2 separate regions of the Homo sapiens genome follow, and region 2 is linked to region 1. A link is an interaction called in ENCODE POLR2A ChIA-PET data of the cell type or tissue named here. Cell type or tissue: CD4-positive, alpha-beta T cell. All regions are shown on one strand. Links, peaks and the distances in the headings refer to the core of each region. The heading gives the core; the rest is flanking DNA.

Region 1 (4,377 bases), core at 243-4,242:
TCTTTTTTCTTTTTTTTTTGAGACGGAGTCTTGCCCTGTTGCCCAGGCTGGAGGGCAATGGCACAATCTCGGCTCACTGCAACCTCCGCCTCCCAGGTTCAAGTAATTCTCCTGCATCAGCCTCCCGAGTGGCTGGGATTACAGGCATGCACCACCACGCCCGGCTATTTTTTTTTTTTTTTTTTTTATCTTTAGACAGAGTTTCACCATGTTGGCTGGGCTGGTCTCAAACTCCTGACCTCATGATCCATCCGCCTCAGCCTCTCAAAGTGCTGATATTACAGGCGTGAGCTACTGTGCCTAGCAACACTTTTTCTTTTTCTTTTTTTTTTTTTTTTTTTTTTTTTGAGACGGAGTCTCACTCTGTCACCCAGGCTGGAGTGCAGTGGCATGATCTCAGCTCACTGCAACCTCCGCCTCCCAGGTTCAAGCAATTCTCCTGCCTCAGCCTCCCGAGTAGCTAGGATTACAGGTGTGTGCCACCATGCCTGGCTAATTTTTGTATTTTTAGTAGAGATGGGGTTTCACTATGTTGGTCTCAAACTCCTGACCTGGTGATCCACCCCCTTCAGCCTCCCAAAGTGCTGGGATTACAGGCATGAGCCACCATGCCCTGCGTCACTTTTTCTTTTAATTAATTTAAAAAAATTTGTTTTTAGACAGAGTCTCACTCTGTTGCCCAGGCTGGAGGGCAGTGGCTTGATCTCAGCTCACTGCAACCTCCACCTCCTGGGTTCAAATGATTCTCCTGCCTCAGCCTCCTGAGTAGCTGGGATTACAGGTGCGCACCACCATGCCTGGCTATTTTTTTTTTTTTTTGAGACGGAGTCTTGCTCTGTTGCCCAGGCTGGAGTGCAATGGCATGATCTCGGTTCACTACAACCTCTGCCTTCCAGGTTCAGGCGATTCTCCTGCTTCAGCCTCCCAAGTAGCTGGGATTACAGGTGCCCGTCACCATGCCCAGCTAATTTTTGTATTTTTGGTAGAGATGGGGTTTTGCCATGTTGGTCAGGCTGCTCTCCAACTCCTGACCTCAGGTGATCTGCCCGCCTCGGCCTCCCAAAGTGCTGGGATTACAGGTGTGAGCCACTGCGCCCGGCCATTTTAATTTAAATAGAGATGGGGTCTTGCTGTGTTCCCCAGGCTGGTCTCAAACTCCTGGCCTGGAGCAGACCTCCCACCTCGGTGTCCTGAAGTTCTGGGATTATAGGCATAAGCCACCATACCTAGCCTAATCTAAACACTTTGGGAGGCAGGAGGATTGCTTGAAGATAGTAGTTCAAGACCAGCCTGGGCAACACAGTGAGACTCCATCTCTACCAAAAAAAAAAAAAAATTAGCTGGGCATGGTTCCATGTGCCTGTAGTCCTAGCTACTCAAGAGGCTGAGGCAGAGGATCACTTGAGCCCAGGAGTTCGAGGTTACAGTGAGTTATATCATGCTACCTGGACAGCAGAGCAAGACCCTGTCTCTAACAACAACAAAAAATTATACAAACACAGATCATTTTGTTTAAAACTGGATTTGTAGTCTTATAACCCTTGTGTCAGACCCTGACACCTTAAAACATCTAGTAGAGATAAATATAAAACTGTCTGGCCAGTAAACCCAAGCAAAAATGTATGCTGATAATTCTGAAGACATTTCTATTTTTATTTTACCAATACTTTTTTTCTTTGTCTTTTTTTTTTTTTTTTTTTTTTTTTTAAAGAGAGTTTTCCTTGGTCACGCCAGCTGGAGTGCAGTGGCATGATCTCAGCTCACTGCAACCTCTGCGTCCTGGGTTCAAACAATTCTCCTGCCTCAGCCTCCCAAGTAGCTGGGATTACAGGCACTTGCCTCCACACCCAGCTACCTTTTTTGTATTTTTAGTAGAGACAAGGTTTCCTCATGTTGGCCAGGCTGATCTCAAACTCCTGACCTCAGGTGATCCACCCACCTCACCCTTCCAAAGTGCTGGGATTACAGGTGTGAGCCACCAAGCCTAGCCTATTTTACCAATAGTTTTAAAACCAGCTTATTTATTAAAGATTAAAGATTTACGGCAGGGCACGGTGGCTCATGCCTGTAATCCCAGCACTTTGGGAGGCCAAGGTGGGCGGATCACGAGGTCAGGAGATCGAGATCATCCTGGCTCATAGTGAAACTCCATCTCTACTAAAAAAAATACAAAAAAGTAGCCAAGTGTGGTGGCCCACGTGTGCCTGTAATCCCAGCTACTCGGGAGGCTGAGGCAGAATTGCTTGAGCCTGGGAGACGGAGGTTGCTGTGAGCTGAGATCATGCCACTGCACTTCAGCCTGGCCGACAGAGCGAGACTCTACCTCAAAAAAAAAAAAAAGAAAGAAAAAAAATTTTTTTTTCAGTTTCGGCTGATTGAGGTGGCTGGTGCCTGTAACCCCAGCACTTTGGGAGGCCGGTGTGGGAGGATTGCTTAAACCCATGAGCTCAAGACCAGACTGGGCAACAAAGTGAGACCTCATCTGTACAAAAAATGAGAAAATTACCTGGGCATAGTGGTGCATGCCTGTAGTCCCAGCTCAGGATTCAACTGGGGAGGTCGAGGCAGGAAAACTGCTTGAGCTCAGGAGGTTGAGCTGTGTTTGTGCCAGTGCACTCCAGCCTGGGCATGAGAGTGAGACTGTCTCAAAAAACTGTTTTTTATCAGTTTCAAATGAGTTTAGGGTTAAATTTTCAATTGTTTACATTTTAGCCAGGATTGGCTAAATTGTATAAGAAATACAAAATATCTAAGTGCCCTGGAACTAGTAACACGTCTATGTTTTGTTTGCTGATCTGGTTTGATTTGCAAATGTGGGCAGGAAAGAACTTTAGCAGGTGTTTTTTTTATTTTGTTTTTGTTTTTGCCTTTTGGCCTCTGTGTGACAGAAAAAGCAACATTTTTATGCTGGACAGAGATACCTTACATTATTGCTCTGAGCTCAAGGTTTCAACTTCTTTGATCTAAGAGAGTCTAACTTTTATAGACCTTTTTTTTGGTGTTTTATTTTATTTTATTTTATTTGAGACGGAGTCTTGCTCTGTTGCACAGGGTGGAGTGCAGTGGCGTGATCTTGGCTCGCTGCAAGCTCCACTTCCCAGGTTCAAGAGATTCTCCTGCTTCAGCCTCCTGAGTAATTGGGACAACAGGCACGTGCCACTGCGCCTGGCTAATTTTTTATATTTTTAGTAGAGACGGGGTTTCACCATATTGGCCAGGCTGGTCTCGAACTGTTTTTTTTTTTTTTTTTTTTTTTTTTTTTTTTTTTTTGAGACGGAGTTTCGCTCTGTCGCCCAGGCTGGAGTGCAGTGGTGCGATCTCGACTCACTGCAAGCTCCGCCTCCCGGGTTCACGCCATTCTCCTGCCTCAGCCTCCCGCGTAGCTGGGACTACAGGCGCGCACCACCATGCCCGGCTAATTTTTGTATTTTTAGTAGAGACGGGGTTTCACCGTGTTAGCCAGGATGGTCTCGATCTCCTGACCTCGTGATCCACCCATCTCGGCCTCCCAAAGTGCTGGGATTACAGGTGTGAGCCACCGTGCCCGGCCCCGGTCTCGAACTCTTGACCTCGTGATCCGCCCGCCTCAGCCTCCCAAAGTGCTGGGATTACAGGCGTGAGGCACCGCGCCTGGCCTTATAAACATTTGTCTAGTTATTTTTCTTTCTTCCTTTCTCGCTTTCTTTCTTCTTTTTTTTTTTTTTTTTTTTTTTTTTTTTTTTGAGATGGAGTCTTGCTCTGTCACCCAGGCCAGGGTGCGTTGGCGTGATCTTGGCTCACTGCAACCTCCACCTCCTGGGTTCAAGCAATTCTCTCATCTCTGCCTCCTGAGTAGCTGGGACTATAGACATGCACCACCACACCTGGCTAATTTTTGTATTTTTAGTAGTGACGGGGTTTCGCCATGTTGGGCAGGCTGGTCTCCAACTCCTGACCTCAAGTGATCCGCCTGCCTTGGCCTCACAAAGTGCTGGCATTACAGGCGTGAGCCACCACACCTAGCCTTTTTCTTTAGATTATTACTTTTTCAATTAAGTGTTTCATCACTCTAAGCAATTGTTAGGCAAACCTAATTTTATGTTTTTAAAACATGGCTAGCTGTCACGCCCGTAATCCCAGCACTTTGGGAGGTCAAGGTGGGCAGATCATGAGGTCAGGAGATCGAGACCATCCTGGCCAACATGGTGAAACCCCATCTCTACTAAAACTACAAAAATTATCTGGGTGTGGTGGCAGGTGCCTGTAATCCCAGCTACTCGAGAAGCTGAGATATGAGAATCGCTTGAACCAGGGAGGCGGAGGTTGCAGTGAGCCGAGATCACACCACTGCACTACAGCCTGGTGGCAGAGCGAGACTCTCTTTCAAAAAAAAAAAAA
Region 2 (4,377 bases), core at 1-4,000, 250 kb after region 1:
CCTTTCCAGTCATACACGCATGTCTGCTTGTGTGTGTACATGTGGGGGCCTGGTGCAGGGCGTGGGGGTGCTGTTCAGAGTTGGACCCCCCATCATCCATCCTGCCAGCCTCCTATACCCTGAGGCCTGACCCACCCTGGCCCCCACACCACCCCAGCAGCGGAGATGAGGGTAAGTGAGGGCTCCTTAGGAAGCAGAGAGGAGGCCACAGGGCCAAATGTGACACTCAGAAGGGCCACTGGAGACCACGCATGGCGTTTCCTGCCAGCCCACTCAGCATCTAGCCCAGGGCCAGACTGGACACTGCCCCGCAGGACCCAGCAGGCCTAAGCCTCAGGACCTCCATGTCCACACCAGGTTCAGCCTCCTCTGCTGGCACGTGACTTCTCCCCGTTTCCCGCCCCCCAGTGTCCTGAGGCTGGGAGGGCATTAACAGAAACCACCTGACACACAGCAGGTGCCCAGTTTGTGCCCACAGACAAAGCACGGGGACTGCAGAGGAGACCCACAGAGCTCTCTAGGGAGGGTTTGTGAGGACCTGGCAGCGGGGGGGAGCTGAAGGGTTGAGCAGGGCAGAGGCCACTTCCCACCCTCAGAGGACAAAGCAGGACTTCTGACAAATAGAGCAGGATGCCCAGGGGGAGGGGCTGCCTGTCGTCCCGCAGGCGGCACTCCCGCCCCGAGGCCCCGAGTGGCACGGTGACGCGCTCAGGTCTGTGTTTTAGAGCGCGCGCTCTGGCTGCCGTGCGGAGGAGCTGGATCTGGGAGAGGCTGCGGGCAGGGAGTCCAGTTAGGAGGCTGGGACCGCAGCCCAGGTGAGCTAAGAGGAGGGCTGGGCCTAGGCCACAGCTGCCGGGACCCCGAGGAGGGGCCCATCCAAGACATAATACAAGCTTCTTGGGGGCAGATAAGCCGCTGGGGCTCCTGGCTCAGGCAGCCTGCAATACCCTCCACCGAACCAGTGAGTGCCGCAGAAGAGGGAGAGGAGGAGTAGGGAGAGGAAGCTGGTGGCAGGTGGCACCTCCGGGGCCGGCAGGCAGGCAAGCACTCCAGGCCGACTCCGCCTCTGGCTTAACCCCTGTCTCAGGGCAGCCCAGGCGCCTCCCTGGAGAGGGCAGGTGCCCGGGCCTTTCCCTCCCGGTTTCCTGTGAGACACCCCCATCCCCTCATCTCACCTCTATCACCACCCCCAGGCACTTGCTGGTTTGAGGCTCTCGAGGGGCTGAGGGGGGCAGGCCCTGAGTGCAGCATGGGTTGGCCCAGCTGTGCCCAGGGCCTCTTCCCCCTCCCCAGAGCTGCCCTGGGGGGCAAAGCCTAGTCTCCTGAGGCCCCAGTGCCTCCCTGACTAGTCCCCCTGTGTTTCTTCCCCCTGCTGCAGATGGCGGTGGGACCCCCCGACTGCCCTGTGGGAGGGCCGCTGACCTTCCCTGGCCGGGGTTCTGGGGCTGGGGTCGGGACAACCCTGACCCCCCTCCCACCCCCTAAGATGCCCCCCCCCACGATCCTGAGCACGGTCCCTCGGCAGATGTTCAGCGATGCAGGTAGCGGGGACGATGCCTTGGATGGAGACGATGACCTGGTGATCGACATCCCGGAGTGACCGTGACATCACGCCATGCCCACCACGGCCCCGCCCGGCGCCCTCCCCGTGCCAGCACACACGAGTCCAGCTTCCTCGGAGGTGTTTATTGATGCCCAGCTGCCATGCTCCGGCCACTGACACAACCAGAAAAGGCGTAAACATGCACGGGTGTCCCCCAGGAGGGTGGCAGGGGCCCTGCCTTCAAACCCCGGCCCCCTCCAGGGGACAGTTATTTAAACGAGTGGCCGGGAGCATCTGCCACCTGCTGGGGAGGCAGAGACCCTGCAATGGCCACCTCTTTAAAAGGGCAGCTGTACAGGGCTAGGTTTTTTCAATGAAGTTTCTGTATTAAAGGAGTGGCTCTGGGTTTGTTTTTTGTCCTTTTTTTTTGAGACATTCTCCTCCTCTGAACCTCCCCTAATCCGACCTCCTCCCTGTTGGGGGAGAGGGACGGGGCAGCGTGGAGAGGCAGGAGTGAGGAGCGCGGGGGCCTGGGGCCGGGCTCTGAGCACTGCCCGGGTGTGCAGATGATGGGGGGTTTGCATATTTGCAGGGACTAGCGAGTCAGGCAGGAGGTTTGCATATGTGAATATAGAACTCCGCAGCCCCTCATGAGCAGACAGACCCGGGTCACGGAGACTCACAAAAATAGGTAGTGCAGGGTGGGGGCAGCCCACCCTGTGTAAACGTGCAACACACTCGTGCGAAGGTTGGGTACTGGACCCGGCTCGATGGGCCTGTGCCGGGACACTGCTGTCCACTCAGGCTGAGGACAGAGCCCCGGCCGCAGGGGGCAGCTCACTGGTCAGGGTGTGCCAGCGCTCCAGGGCTGCGTCCGGCTGCTGCAGGCAGTCACTCCAGTGCTTCCGAGCCTCGCCTCGGGCACCTGGCCCCAGGGACACGCCACCTGGGGAGCAGGTGGGCAGGGTCAGGGCCACCTCCCTGCCACTTGCCCGCCCTCAACACCCGCAGCCAGCTCCTCCCTCACCAATGAAGTCATTGGATTTGCCAATGTCATAGTCCCAGACGGTGACTTCCAGGGTCTTGGTGGCCAGAGTGGAGAGCTCTATCTCGTAGAAAAACTCCTAGGGACAAGGCCGGCCACCCGTTCGTGAGCCAGCTCCCCAGCCCCTCCCTGGCCTCCCTCCATGTCCCGTCCCCTCCTGGGTACCTCGTTAAATTCTGGGTTGAGAGTCTTCTTCTTCACACACGTCTTATGCTTGGATTTCTTGTCCACATCGGGCCTCAGGTACCTGGGGGTGGGGTGGAGGGAGACGAACTGAGGGGTGAGGGACAGGCCAGGCCCAACTCAGGCCAGGGCAGGCTCCCTGGGGAGGAGAGGGTCAGAGCAAGGGCTCACGTCTTGACGTAGGGGTCCGAGTAACCGTTGACGTCCATGGCAGCCAGATGGGCGCAGCGCAAGATGCCTACCAGCAGTCCCCGGCGCCGCGAGCTGTAGCTGAGACTCAGCAGGATGCGGCCACGCTCCTCCAGCAGCCCCTGCCCCTGCTCCGCCTGCTCCAACTGCGGGGCACAGACTCAGGGTCAGCCTGGGCCCCTGCAGCCTCCCACCCACATGCATCCCCATCCCCATGAGGTGCCTCACCTCCTTCAGATAACAGGAGATGCCCCTCAGCGCCGCTGACATGGAAGAGGGGGACGCCAGCTGAGGGGGCAAAGAGAAGGTTCTGGAAGCCTGGCCTCCCCAGGGCCCCCTCCCCTGGCGCCCCTGCAGCCCCCACACAGACCGGGACCTGGCGCTCGAGGCAGATGTTAAAATGCTTCTTCTGCGAAGGCTTGAGGCGGCGGAGGGGCACGCGGATCTCCCCAATAAACTCATTGTGACTCAGCTTGTCCTCATCACAGACGGCGATCCTGGTCGGGAACTGCAGTGTCAGGGCCCCTGGGGTACCTGAGCCCCGTTCCGGGGTGTAGGAAGGGCCTTGGACCAGCCCAGCTCTGCCCTAAACACTACGTCTCATCTGGAAGACAGGCTGGCACTTGAGAAGGACAAGCAGATTTGCCCATTCCTCTGTCCCTCCCTCTGCAGCCACCCGGCTGTCCCTGGTCCATCAGGACATGCTCAGCCATTGTGGGAAGCCCTCAGAAATCTTGGAGCACGCTGCTCACTGCCTCCATTCAGGGCCTGGGGGCAGGAGCCGAACACCACGGTGGATGTGGCCATAGACACAGGCCGTGAGAGCTAGAAGGGCCTTGGAGCCTTGGGCAGCCAGACCAGTACCCCACGCCTCCTCGGGAACCCCCGTCCTTTTCCTGCATGCAGCAGAGAGCCAGCCCCGCAGGGACTCACTAAGAAATGATTGCTTTCCAGCCACCTGTCCTCCTGCAGTCCCTGCCCTGCCTCCGCAGTGACCCACTACCAGGCTGGGCATCTGTGGCATGGAGGATGGGCAGATCCCAGCCCTGCCACTTCTGAGCCACCTGTGTGACCTTGGGCAAGTCACTTGATCACCCTATGCCTCAATTCCCATCTGTAAATGGAGATAGTCAAGGGAAAGAAAGAAATGTGAAAATGCTAAGCCTGGGCTGGGCCCTGGTGAGCGCTCATTTTTTGGTCTCATTCTGGTTTTGGCCTCTGGCCTCCCCTCCATTCCACCCGAATAGCTGAAACCAAGGTGGCCTCTCTGCTGCACAGCCCTGACCATCAGGGAAGGTCCCAGCTGCAAATCCAAGCACAAAGGCAGAGGTCTCTCCAGAGCCTGGGTTTCGCTGCCCGCCACCTGACTTGAGGGAGTACTCTCCCTACATCTCCATCTCCTAGGATGACGGAGCAA

The links. ChIA-PET counts read pairs that join two places held together with the same protein. Peaks named below come from ENCODE experiments on the same cell type or tissue, not always from the same donor. Only the 100,000 strongest peaks of a DNase experiment are listed, where the experiment ranks them.
Region 2: POLR2A ChIA-PET joins it to region 1 with 6 read pairs; 1 of 35 experiments calls an interaction of 5 or more read pairs at or near these places.

What each region holds. Positions count from the first base shown.
Region 1 is chr16:29,752,317-29,756,693 of GRCh38, forward strand. No RefSeq gene overlaps it. Among named protein-coding and RNA genes, the nearest start is that of C16orf54, 8.5 kb to the left of the region's middle. RefSeq lists a silencer at 2,031-2,080 and enhancers at 2,261-2,330, 2,771-2,830. In CD4-positive, alpha-beta T cell, for the core only: no CTCF peak of the experiment used is centred there; a DNase peak (open chromatin) is centred at 2,325; H3K4me3 peaks cover 684 bases.
Region 2 is chr16:30,003,843-30,008,219 of GRCh38, forward strand. It overlaps INO80E (INO80 complex subunit E), which reads left to right. Exons shown (of 7, transcript NM_173618.3): 7 at 1,379-1,949. The coding sequence ends at 1,600. DOC2A (double C2 domain alpha) reads right to left here. Exons shown (of 11, transcript NM_003586.3): 6 at 3,331-3,457; 7 at 3,189-3,248; 8 at 2,943-3,106; 9 at 2,754-2,835; 10 at 2,571-2,667; 11 at 1,672-2,489. The coding sequence ends at 2,344. Among named protein-coding and RNA genes, the nearest start is that of DOC2A, 5.0 kb to the right of the region's middle. RefSeq lists an enhancer at 1-667. In CD4-positive, alpha-beta T cell, for the core only: CTCF peaks have their summits at 1,865 (motif pointing left) and 2,065; a DNase peak (open chromatin) is centred at 1,829; H3K27me3 peaks cover 221 bases.